2 separate regions of the Homo sapiens genome follow, and region 1 is linked to region 2. The links are chromatin contacts, found by Hi-C or POLR2A ChIA-PET in ENCODE. All regions are on one chromosome and are shown on one strand. Each heading gives the region's core, a stretch centred on a gene start or an enhancer-like site at or near the end of the contact. The rest is flanking DNA. Distances are from core to core; before and after follow the strand shown.

The links. Hi-C counts contacts between places; a loop is a spot of excess contacts on that map. ChIA-PET counts read pairs that join two places held with the same protein, here RNA polymerase II (POLR2A). Pooled maps may share reads with other maps.
Region 1: a pooled map shows a loop between it and region 2 (4-fold over the local background). The contact joins two enhancer-like sites. A Hi-C loop is called at or near these places in 4 of 168 maps with a recorded cell type or tissue (Calu3, Right ventricle myocardium inferior, endothelial cell of umbilical vein and 1 more), 1 of 37 single-sample maps with no recorded cell type and 3 of 50 pooled maps. POLR2A ChIA-PET finds 5 or more read pairs at or near these places in 6 of 52 experiments (A549, H1, HepG2 and 3 more).

Annotation. Positions count from the first base shown.
Region 1 is chr1:99,619,016-99,625,360 of GRCh38, forward strand. No RefSeq gene overlaps it. Among named protein-coding and RNA genes, the nearest start is that of PALMD, 24 kb to the right of the region's middle. Within about 2 kb of position 2,701, at least 2 of the 41 ENCODE cell types and tissues checked have a DNase peak (open chromatin) inside an H3K27ac peak, as active enhancers do.
Region 2 is chr1:99,579,308-99,585,640 of GRCh38, forward strand. No RefSeq gene overlaps it. Among named protein-coding and RNA genes, the nearest start is that of PALMD, 64 kb to the right of the region's middle. Within about 2 kb of position 1,309, at least 3 of the 41 ENCODE cell types and tissues checked have a DNase peak (open chromatin) inside an H3K27ac peak, as active enhancers do.

The DNA.
Region 1 (6,345 bases), core at 1,451-3,950, 41 kb after region 2:
AATCCTCATGGAGGTCATGGGTGTTTCAGTGAAAGAAAGGTAGAATGTGGATAGTGGGAGGAGAGGGCTTATTCCTCTCAAGGGCCACAGAATAAATCATAAGCAAAGCTTCAAGTGGGAAGCACAGCATATTTAGGAAACAAAAATGAGACTACTTGGATCCAACAAAAGATCCAAAGTTGACTCCGAAAGAACTAGAGGTGAGGTATGTTGGAGGCTGATGTGAGGAATGAGCTGGACATTGTATGTAATGGAAAGTCACTGGAGATTTCAGAAAAGGCAGTGACCCACAGAATGTGTATTCACAGAGGTAAGACCCTCTTCCAGAGTCTAGCATAAATACTGGCATACCTCTTTTATCTTTCCAGTTAGTTGCTGGAAACAGCATCTGCCCTAGTAGGAGTCTAGCATTTTTCTCCTAAAGATAGCATCCCATCCTAACCCTGAATTGTGCAAGAATTCCAGGGGCTTTGATAATTCAATTCAGGGCTCAGTTGTTCTTCCAAAAGTTAGGAAAAGGGAGAGAATGGAAGGCCCCTGTCCATTAGCACCATAGCATGGTTCATAATCGCAGAGTTCCTGCACCACCTATGAGACAATTGTTCACTGCTAAGGTGATGCCCACGCTGCACCACATCACAAGCATGGCCACACGGCCTCCCATACTCTCATTTCAAGCTTATTTCTCTTTAATTTCCAATGCTTACTCATTATTTCCAGTCAGGGCAGCTGGATCCAAGAGGGCATCCACCACACACTGTTTGGAATCAGTCACCGCCCTCCTTTGGCTCTTAGCCCATGTGTGGAACCAAATCCCTAGCCATTCAGCCCTTCCCTTGAGTGGAGGCCAATAGGACCTATCCCACCAGGCAGTTCTGAGAATCAAGTGTGTCAATATATGTAAAGGATCTGCATTGTCTGGTGCATAGCAAGTTTTCCCTAAATGTTATTGTTACTATTATTTTACGTTTGAGAATGCCTACGGAGTGCTGGAAAACTTCTCACAGGTACAAGCTAAGCATACTATTATTTTCAAAACGATTTTTGGCTCTTAATAGCACCTTAGAACTAAAATTTGGTCCCTAGCCCTTTCCTATGGCAAACACTGAGCACCATCAAAAAGGCAAATACCTATGCTTAGGTAGTGATTAAAGGTGAGAATGAATGAATCAGGATCTCCAATCCACACTAAGCAATATGTGTTATAAATAGGCCTTGTAATAGAGTCAGCAAGTCAAAGCAGGACAACTCTGTGAAGAAAAAGAAGACAAATTATTGTTTTAAAAAAAAAAAACAATAGTTAATCCTCAGGAACTATCCTTTGCGGAGGTCATTACTGCTACAGTGGGACGGTAATTAAAAAAAAAAAAGTAGGTCCATTTCAAAGTCAGCATGTACAGTATAGAACACTGTGGCCTGAGTGATCACCCATCCAGATTTATATGTATAAAATATAGGTACAATTAAGACACTAAAAGTGTTTATAGGACTTAAAACTTTGCATACAACGCCCTTTTCTTATCCTGTATTCCAAACTTCACCCAAATTCTGCACATTAAGTATATATCAATGAAACTAAAAAAGAGTATTACTTTATGCCCAGTTTCTCTGCCATTAAGAACCACAAAAGGTACTAGGATGGGACAAGTTTCCTCAGAATAATCTGGATGGGTGAGCACTCAGGCCACAGTCTTCTATACTGCTCACACGGTCTTTGAAATGGGCCTGCTTTTTTTTTTTTTTTTTTTTTCAATTATCATCTCACAGTAACAGTAATGACCTCCGCAAAGGATAGTTCCTGAGGATTAACCACTTGGAAGCGGGGAGGATTTTAGGCGATATCAGCACTTCCTCCTCCTCTTCAGGAAATGCCAGGCCTTTACTTATGCAGAACTGCCAAAGTAATTTCGTTTCTAATTAGCCTCAACTCCCCACTTTTACCTGTGCACTGAAACCATAGTTTAACTAAAAAACAGTATTCCCAATTCTTCCCCCTCTGTTTCCCAAGTCTGTTCTGCATCACCAAGACAGTGATATATAGTGCTGAGAAAACTTGAAGAAAATTATCATTTCTCTTTTATGAAGAATTTATTTTCCTTCATTGGAGCTTTTTAGTAACACATCATGACTCTTTTCTGTAGTTGTTTCACCAGGTTTCAGTAAAGCTGCCTTGGTAATGAAGAAAGCAATACTATAATCAAATGTGACCGTGGGTGTCTGTCAGTCATATGGAAACAAAGAGGAACCTTCTGGAAAATAATACAAAAGGTAGTGAGTTCCCTGTGCAGGTAATTTGCCTCCAGGCCCCTAATCCCCCTCCGAGAGAGCATTGCCTTGCCTGGGCACTGGGTCTAGCACCTGTCGCTCTACGGCTCCACAGGACTCACTGAAAGATGCATGTGACTGAGGGCATCTGTTCTCCCACACTCTGGCTATGGTGACTGACCAGCTATGAAACAGGGATGACTAACAAAGAATGGAAGGCCCCATGTTTCGGCAGGCGTTTTAAATTTCAGGGAAATATCTGTGAGCTGGAAAGGAAATGCTGGGGTCCTGCACCTGATGAGCAGCTGATCACGCTCTCAATGTCATCATTATGGTGTGTCATCTAAGAGACGGAATTGAAATAGCTAGACTCTCTGGAACCAAAAGGTCAGACTCAGGCAAAATTAGCTTAGCTTGCTATATGGGTATGACTGTAATCCTTTGCGCTCCCCGGAGTACTTTATGGTCAAGGATCTTGGGGAGAGTTTGCCAACAATTAATCTCAGTAGAGGCCTGTGGGTTTCAGGACAAATCATATTACTCATTTACCTCTTTCTCATCCATAGCATACTCTCACATGTTGCTGCTTGCAGGGACTGAGTCTATCAAAACATATGTAGTAATATTACACCTTTTAACAAGTGATCCTATTGAGGATTCAGTGGTCCGTGCTGAGTCCGAAAGTGGAAAAGCACATAGCAGAGCTGGCCGTGAAGCAATGCCTTGACCAAGAGTGGGAAATGCACCAACATCTTGCCACCAAACTGCCCACCAGCCCCAGTTAGGGGCTTGAAATCCACACACCCAGAAAGCGGGTCTGAGACAGAACTGCCTTCTGTGAAATGTGCTATAAGCAGAATACTATTTTAGGTTCAAATCATAGTCCTGTGACTACAAAAAGGGAGAGAGAGAGATTAACCAAACAAAAGGGATAATTCCACAATCATGGTGAAAATGGCACAATTTTATCAGGAAAATTATCAGTAGTTTTTAATTGCCTGAAAGGAGACTCACAGAATCACAAGATTTTAGAGCAGGGAGCGGTCTTGGATATTATCTAGATCAATTTTTTTATTCTACCGAAATAAAAATGTAGTCTAATATATTTTCCTCAACAACCCACCAGTTAGAACAGGCAGCCAGGCACGGTGGCTCACGCCTATAATCCCAGCACTTTGGGAGGCCGAGGCGGGCAGATCACAAGGTCAGGAGATCAAGACCATCCTGGCCAACATGTTGAAACCCTGTCTCTACTAAAAATACAAAAATTAGCTGGGTGTGGTGGTGCGTGCCTGTAATCCCAGCTACTTGGGAGGCTAAGGCAAGAGAATTGCTTGAACCCAGGAGGCGGAGGTTGCGGTGAGCTGTGATTGCGTCACTGCACTCCAGCCTGGCAACAGAGCGAGACTCTGTCTCAAAAAAAAAAAAAAAAAAAAAAAAAAAAGCAGGCTTCCATTGAAGGGGAGGGAGCCAGGCAGATCCGAGGGGTGCATAAGGCACTTCTTGAGGAGGGCAGACCTCTGTGGGATTCCCCATGAGCAAACCCAATGCTAGGATCAAGATGCTGAAAAGAGAAATGAGAGTACTGGAAGGGCAAATAGAAGCAAAGCAAATATGACATTGCTTCACTTCCCAAGTTCTACTAGACTTTAAATTCCGGCTGGGTGCAGTGGCTCACGCCTGTAATCCCAGCAGTTTCAGAGGGTGAGGTGAGTGGATCACTTGAGGCCAGGATTTGGAGACCAGCCTGGCCAACACAGTGAAACCCCTTCTCTACTAAAAATACAAAAAAAAATTAGCTGGGTGTGGTGGCACACGCCTGTGATCCCAGCTATGTGGGAGGCTGAAGCATGAGAATTGCTTGAACCTGGGAGACAAAGGTTGCAGTGAGCTAGGACTGGAACACTGCACTCCAGCCTGGGCAACAGAGCAAGACCCTGTTGCAAAAAAAAAAAAAAAAAGAAAAAGAAAGAAAAGAAAGAAAAAGGAAGGAAGGAAGGAAGAAAGGAAGGAAGGAAGGGAGAAAAAATCCTAAATTCCACCACCTGCCCTGGAAGCTCACAAACAAAAATGAGAATCCTAGGGCTAAAATGAATTCAACAAATTGAAATCTGATTCTGAATAAAATTGCCACATGCATTTCTGGGGAGCCTTGAAAGTACTCCTATAAAAGGTAGCAATATACACTGCCCTTTGTTAAAGGCAGGTCTTTGTCCCATGTTCTCTCATAATAATGTTAAATAACACATGAATGCATAGAGAATGAATGAAACCTCTCTTGGGGGAGGCAGGAGGTCCTACAAGCTATTCCATTTGAGTTTAGAACAGTAAAATATATCACTAAGGTATGTGCTATATGACAATTAATGAGTATCATTTTCTAAACTTTCTGAGAATGCTATAGTCTCACTCTGCTTCTCAAAATTCCTTTCACAGTTGGCTCTATGGAAGTTTACATTCTGCACTATTCTTAGCTCTCGCAGCTGGAGAATCCCGGGGAGTCCTCAATGCCAAATTCCAGGACATGAAGCTAATACCACTGTTTCAAACTTCTCTTTTTAAAATAAATGCATGATTTTGGAAGATTTTAGTTATCAAAAGAACGCTACATTTAAATGTAATGTAGACTAAAAGATTTTTCTATTGCAAAATCTTAAAATAACAACCGTGTCAATGAAAGCTTACATTATGGGTGGTAGTGGGGACGATAATATATCTATTTTTTTAATAAGCATCAGATTTAACAAATGATTTCAGTATCAAAATTTCAAAGAAGACTGATATTTCACATAGTAGAACAATTTGGTCAATAAATTTAATAGACGACCCTGAATGCATGTCTCAATTTCAGATTAATTCATTGATCAAATATTTACTGAGCACCTACTGTGACCCAGAACTAAATGCTTGTGAACAAAACAATCAAAAACCCTAGACTTTACGGAGTTCACACTCTAGTGGGGAGAGACAGACAGCAAAAAAATAAACATTTTCTAAGGTGGATCTTTTTGATTTGAAAGGCAAGACTTAGGTACTGTGGACCCCACTGAAATGCTGGATGTTAACCCATGTTATCGGGTGTGAAATCCAGAAGGGAATTCTTGGAAGATACCAACAAGGATCACCAGTCCTTTCAGTCAAAGAATACTAATTGTTTAACAAAAGCACCTCAAACTTGGCAAAGCCTCAAAGTGTGACATATTCCAAAACTGTGTTCATTATTTTTTTCTTCTCCCTATTTTTTCCTTTCTAGTGACAGCAACACCTGACAGCCAGTTGTTACGAAAATACAAATCTGGCAGTCAGGCTACACTCCTCACTTTCCCATATCCATGTCCTAGAGTGCTGACATGCTCACAGTTCACTTTTCTGTCCCCACTGGGTGCTGATCCTCACTGCTGCACCTCCATCACTTTTCCCTGGGATTCTTGGAGTAGTCAACAACCACCTGTTCTCCCTGGCTCCATTAGGCACTTCTTCCACCTCCTTTTCCTCACTGTTGCCCAATGATCTTTTTGAAATGTGATTGCATCTATTTCTTATTTTAAATTTTTCAGAGGTGTCAAGTGATTCTAGGCATAAAGATTTGGGGGATGTTATTGTTGTTGTTGTTATTTGAGACAGGATCTTGCTCAGTCGCCCAGGCTGGAATACAGTGGCACAATCATGGCTTACTGTACCCTCAATTTCCCAGGCTCAAGTGGTCCTCTGGCCTCAGTCTCCCAAGTAGCTGTGACTACAGGTGTGCACCACTAAGCCCAACTAATTTTCTTTTTATTTTTTGCAGAGACAGGGTCTCATTATGTTACCCAGGTGGGTCTTAAACTCCTGAGCTCAAATGATACTCTTGCCTCAGCCTCCCAGAATACTGAGTTTACGGATGTGAGCCACCATGCCTGGCCTAGGATTTGTTTTCTTTTTCAGTTGAGAATTTTTTTTAGTCAAGGTAATACAGATACAAGTTTAACATTTTAAATATTACCAAAGGGTAATTTTTTGTCATTGAAACTTGAGGGTCATTTTCATGAAATGTAAGTTTTTCATTCATCCCAGTTCCCCCAGGACTCAAAAAATAAATAA
Region 2 (6,333 bases), core at 59-2,558:
AAGTCTCCTGCTCACAGAAAAGGACTGGATTTTCTTCCATGCTGCTGTCACTTCACTTGCTCTACACATGTGACAAGTCAAAGTGTAAGATTTCCTTTACAAAGACTTTTGAGAGGTCCTCTGATCATAGACATGACATTAGAAAGACAGGGAAACCTGAAGCCAATAGTAAAGAAAGAAATCTGTCCCACTGTATTTTGAAAAATTGGTCTTCCTTTTCCACTCAGGCTTATCCATAAGGATTTTCCCATCACTACGTGGTAGCTGTGAGTCTGGAGTCTTTGTACGTATTTGGCAGAACTGAGGTGAGGGAAGGCATATTCCTATTCCTACAAAATGAAGTTTAAGGCTCTTTCCTTTTTTTTAATGGAAGTACTTGAAATCAAAGTACTTGAATAAAGTACTGTGAAAAATAGATTTCCATGAACCAGGCAGAATAAACAATGTGTTAGCTATTTCCACATCACAATGGCTCCATTTTCCTCTCTCAACCAAAAGTCAATAATCTCAGTGTTTTCACATCAACGAATTTGTTTTCTTTTGAGCCAGCTACTTTAGGCCTAAGGTTAAACACCATTCTGTAAGTGTTAATCACAATTGTATTTCTTCTCATTCCAACAGGTCATAATCTGTCCCTCCAACACCACCATTCTCCCCCTTATCCACCAGTTCCCCGGGGAACAGGCATCATTCTTGAATTTATTATTCTTTTGTTGTATTTTTTCCCAGTTACTAGAATAAGAATGAAGTCATCTGGTTAAACAAGTGTATTTCCCAATCAAGAAAAACCAGGCCATTCCCTTCCATAGGATAGCCACTGTGAGCTGTGGTCATTTAGAGATCTATTATTGAGCATGTGATCTATGAAACCGAAGCAGACGGCACTAGAAAGGTTGCCATATTCTACTAACGTGTTTAATGATGTAAGCAAGTATGGAAACTGTGAAACTGAAGTGCTTAACTTCTATAATCTAGCTGCATTCATGGAATTCATTGCTTGAATTAGGGTCCATGAAGGATAGGAAAACTAGCATAAAATAAGATATTTTGTTATATATTTCTTTGAAGTGCAAGCTATAAGCCAGTCTATTCTATCACTCTCTGTACACCTCAACTGTTTTTCTTCCTTTGGTCTCTGCCTAAACAGTGTCAGTCAGGTTCCTACTAAAAGATTGGCAGTGATACAGAAGATAGTTGGGAGGTACGATAGCATTCGAACGCTATGATTTAGCCATGTGGAATCCACCCTGTCTCAGATAGGGAGCTTGCAAGTGCTGGCATGTCTCTCTGTGCTGGTCTGCCAGCCTCCACACATTATGTTTTGAAAGCACTTCCTCCAACTGCCGCTGAACTGGCAGGGCGGATCTCCTGTGGATCAGTTTTTCCATTCTCTCAGTCCTGCTTAAGCACAGTGTTCTGTTGTCTGTCAACCTTCTGTTCTAGACCAGGCCCCGCCCTTGACCTACCAAGAAAGCTGGGAGCTATTGGAAAGAAAGAGCCCTATTAATGATGCATACCATACAGCCAGGCATCTGAGTCTTCCCCACCTTTCCAGCCATATCCCACTGGCTTTGGACCAGCAATAGGCAGGGACAAAGCAGAAGACATATGATAATTTGGTTTGTTTAAAACAGATAGCTTGACTGAATGTACACTGGGCACCTTGCATATCCTGTGCACATGCAATACATACCAGAATCTCTTCTGGTGCTCATGAAACCCAGAGATCATCTCTCTCTGCACCCAACCCAGAGCTATCAGTGACATCTCATGAGATGTCCTTTTGATTCATTCCAGTGGAAGAATATTATTTTAATGCCCTCTAAATACAAAGTAAAATCAATAGTTGTTTTCAACTACCATCTCTTTGCCCAAAACCATCTAGAATCTCAAGATCGTACAGATGTGGTATAAGGTATGATCCCTCCCCCTGAAAGTACCTAAAATTCTATTAAGGAGACAAGACCATACCCAGAGCCATGTGAGAACAGTAAGTGGTGATAAATTAAATACAATGGCATAGGTCTTAGTAATATGAGTGATAAGAATTTTAAGAAAGAAAAGATACAAGTGAGGCGGAAGTGCTGGGGGAATGCTTCATGAAGGAGATTGAGCTTAAAGGATTAATTTATAGTATTTTGCTTTGTAGAAAAAGTCAGGAAGTCACAAACAAATTGTAAAGCATCCAATGCTCATAGATAGGAAGAATCAATATCACTAAAATGGCTACACTGCCCAAAGCACTTTACAGATTCAATGCTATTCCTGTCTAACAACTAATGACATTCTTCACAGAACTAGAATAAACTATTTTAAAATTGATATGGAACTAAACAAGAGCCCAAATAGACAAGGCAATCCTAAGCAAAAAGAACAAACCAGAAGGCATCACATTACAGGGCTACAGTAACCAAAACAACATGGTACTGGTACAAAAACAGGCACATAGACCAAAGGAACAGAATAGAGAGCCTAGAAACAAGGCCACACACCTATGACTATCTGACCTTTGACAAAGCTGACAAAAACAAGCAATGGGGAAAAGATTCCTATTCAATAAATGGTGCTGGGATAACTGGCTAGTCATATGTAGAAGACTGAAGCTGGACCTCTTCCTTACACCATGTACAAAAATCAACTCAAGACAGATTAAAGACTTTAATGTAAAACCCAAAACTATAAAAACCCTGAAAGACAACCTAGGCAATATCATTCTGGACATAGGAAGAGGCAAAGATTTCATGACAAAGACACCAAAAGCAATTGCAACAAAAGCAAAAAATGACAAATTAAACTTAAGAGCTTCTGCACAGCGAAAGAAACCATCAACAGAGTAAATAGACAACCTACGGAATAGGAGAAAATATTTGCAAACTATGCATCTGACAAAGGTCTGATATCAAGTATCTAAAAGGAACTTAAATAAACTTACAAGAGAAAAACAAACTACCCCATTAAAAAGTGAGCAAAAGGCTGGGCACAGTGGCTCACGCCTGTAATCCCAGCACTTTGGGAGGCCGAGGCGGGCGGATCACGAGGTCAGGAGCTCTCTACTAAAAATACAAACAATTAGCCGGGCGCAGTGGCAGATGCCTGTAGTCCCAGCTACTCGGGAGGCTGAGGTAGGAGAATGGCGTGAACCTGGGAAATGGAGCTTGCAGTGAGCCGAGATCACGCCACTGCACTCCAGCCTGGGCAACAGAGCAAGACTCCATCTCAAAAAAAAGAAAAAAAAAGAAAGAAAAGAAAAGAAAAGAAAAGAAAAAAAGAGCAAAGGACATGAACAGATACTTTTCAAAAGAAGACACACATGCAGCCAACAAGCATATGAAAAAAGCTCAATATCACTGATCATTAGAGAAATGCAATCAAAACCACAGTGAGATACCATCTTACACCAGTCACAATAACTATTATTAAAAAGTAAAAACATAACATATGCTGGCAAGGTTGCTGAGAAAAGGGAACACTTACACACTGTTGGAGAGAGTGTAAATTAGTTCAATCATTGTGGAAAGCAATGTGGCAATTCCCCAAAGAGCTAAAAGCAGAACTACCATTTGACCCAGCAATCCCATTACAGGGTACATACCCAGTAGAATATCTATCATTCTACCATAAAGACACATGCATGCAAATGTTCACTGCAGCACTATTTACAATAGCAAGGACACGGAATCAACTTAAATGCCCACCAATGACAAATTGGATAAAGAAAATGTGGTTTGTATACACCATGGAATACTATGTAGCCATGAAAACAATGAGATATGTATTTTGTGTGAACGTGGATGGAGCTGGAGGCTATCATTCTCAGCAAACTAACACAGAAGCAGAAAAGCAAATACCACATGTTCCCACTTATAAGTGGAAGCTAAATGATGAGAATTCATGAACACAAAGAAGAAAACAGACACTGGGGGCTACTTGAGAGTGGAGGTTGAGAAGAGGGAAAGGAGCAGAAAAAAATAACTAATGGGTACTAGGCTTAATACCTGGGTGATGAAATAATCTGTGCAACAAACCCCCATGACACGAGTTTACCCATATAATAAACCTGCACATGTACTACCAAACCTAAAATAAAAGTTAAAAAAAGTCAGGAAGTAGAAAAACTGAGTGCATCATAATGAAAGGCTTTGACTTTTTCAAGGGACAGTTGAACAGAAAGTATCTTTTGCCAAAGTATATACTGGTAATGATAACAGTAAGAGTTACCACTTAATGAACACTTACTGTTCCACATTCATAGTGTAATATAATATATGCCATACTGTATAATGACATTTAATCTACATAGTAAACTCAGATACTATCATTAGCCTCATGTAAAGGATAATGAAACTAAGTTTAAATTGGCTATGTAGTTTCTCAAAATCACAGCAAGCAGCAGTGTTAAGATTCAAACAGGGCTCTACTGGACTCCTGAACCAAGACCTTGACCTGCTTCACTAATACCTCATGCTTTATTAATATTTCCCACAGAAAACAGTGTTTACTAGTTGTTCAAAAAATTCCCAGTCAGAACCCACCCATGTTGCTTAAGGTATCTAAAACCTCCATCCTTGAATGACATTAGTTTAGGGAATGATGATAGCAAAGCCCACCTTAGGAGAGCACCGTTCTCATTTGGTCATTGATTTTCTTAGTAAATAGACTGTGGTGACCTCTTGGTGAAGAATGTAGATTCTGGGGCCTAGACAGTTAGAGTGCTGCTCACTATAGTCTAGAGTAGTCCCAGAATTTACAACCTAGCTTTAGGTGATTAGCAGTCAAGAAAAGCCCTCAAGTTGTGGAGGGAAAGTATTCACTTAAGTCCCCACTGAGATCCTATAGGTTCCCTGGCTTGCTTTAGAACAAATGTAAATAACTCAGACCCACCTACTTGTGACTTGGCACAGTCTAGACATCTCAAACTGCTCTACTATGGGGCAAGACCCCTGGACCACCCAACCACCTAGAACAGCTTTGACATAGACTTCAAAAAAACCATCCATGGATCCATGTCTGTCTTCTCTTAATGCCTAACGCATCATAATTTATTCATTTATTCAACAAATATTTATTGAGTGCCCACTAGTGCCAGTCCCTATTCTGCCACACAAGCAGTATCAGGAAAGGAGTCTGTCTCCTTTTTTCACTTTTTGTCCTTCCCCATCTTCATCCTTAGTGGGGAATGAGATATGTTGCCTAACCTAATAATATATTAAGGCTAATTCTTAGTTTTCCTAGGAAAGAACAAAAAATGGATCCCACTGGCCTTGTATATATTTTGGTGGCATCTGCACAGAACCAGGGAAGATTTCAAAGAGGTAAAACAGGAAGGAGGAGAGTTAGGGGGACAGGTCTAGAAAAGGAGTTTCTAGTGTCTACCTGTATTGCTTATTGATCAATAATTTTAAAAGTTACCTTCCAAAACTTTGAGACTTGAAACAAAAATAATCATTGATTATTTTTCAGGGTTTCTCCAGATAGATAAGAAATTCACAGTGTACTTAGGGGATGGCTTGTCTCTGCTCAAGGAATCTGGGTCTCAGCTGAGAGACTCACAGGCCAGGGACTAGAATACCTACATGTGGCTTCTTCATGTGGCCTGGGTTTCCTCATAATATAATAGCTGGATTCCATAGGCAAGCATTCAACAGAGAGAGAGAGAGAGAGAAACAGAAGCTGTATGCTTTTTATGACCTAGCCTCATAAGTCACAAAGCATCACTTTCACCATACTTGATTAAAACCCAGATTCACAGGATGAGGACATAGGACCCACTTCTTGGTGGGTGCAGTATAAGTCAAACTATAAGAAGAGTATATGGAATTGGAAGCTATTTGCATGGCTGTCTTTTAGAAAATACACTCTGCCATACCACTGATAGCTGAACCTGAATGAACTACCGGATGATCCAATGTGCATGGTAACTATATGTTTTTGTACTCTCTCCTAAGCTCCACGCATATTGGGCATTTTTTGGTGGTAGACTATACCTATGTGCCCTTCCACATGCTACAGGATAGTGTTATTGGGCTGGCTGGATGGTTCTATTATCAACATCATTAAGCTGGAAACCAAAGTTCCCAGAATCCTCTTCCCTATTCTAGGTTCTAGGTCTGAGTTGGCCAAAAGAGAAACTTGCATGATTTAGTAAGTGGAAGTAAAGCAGTAGGTATTTGTACTGAGATGTAGTGAGGGAGAGATGTAGAGTTGACCAGCAGGTTCAAACTTGTCTTTGTTCTCCTCCACTACACATCCAGCTCCTCTTCTTGACGGCTGACCCTGGTGACAAATGATAACCTCATGTCCACCACCAGATGCCTAGCTGTGGACCCACAGAGG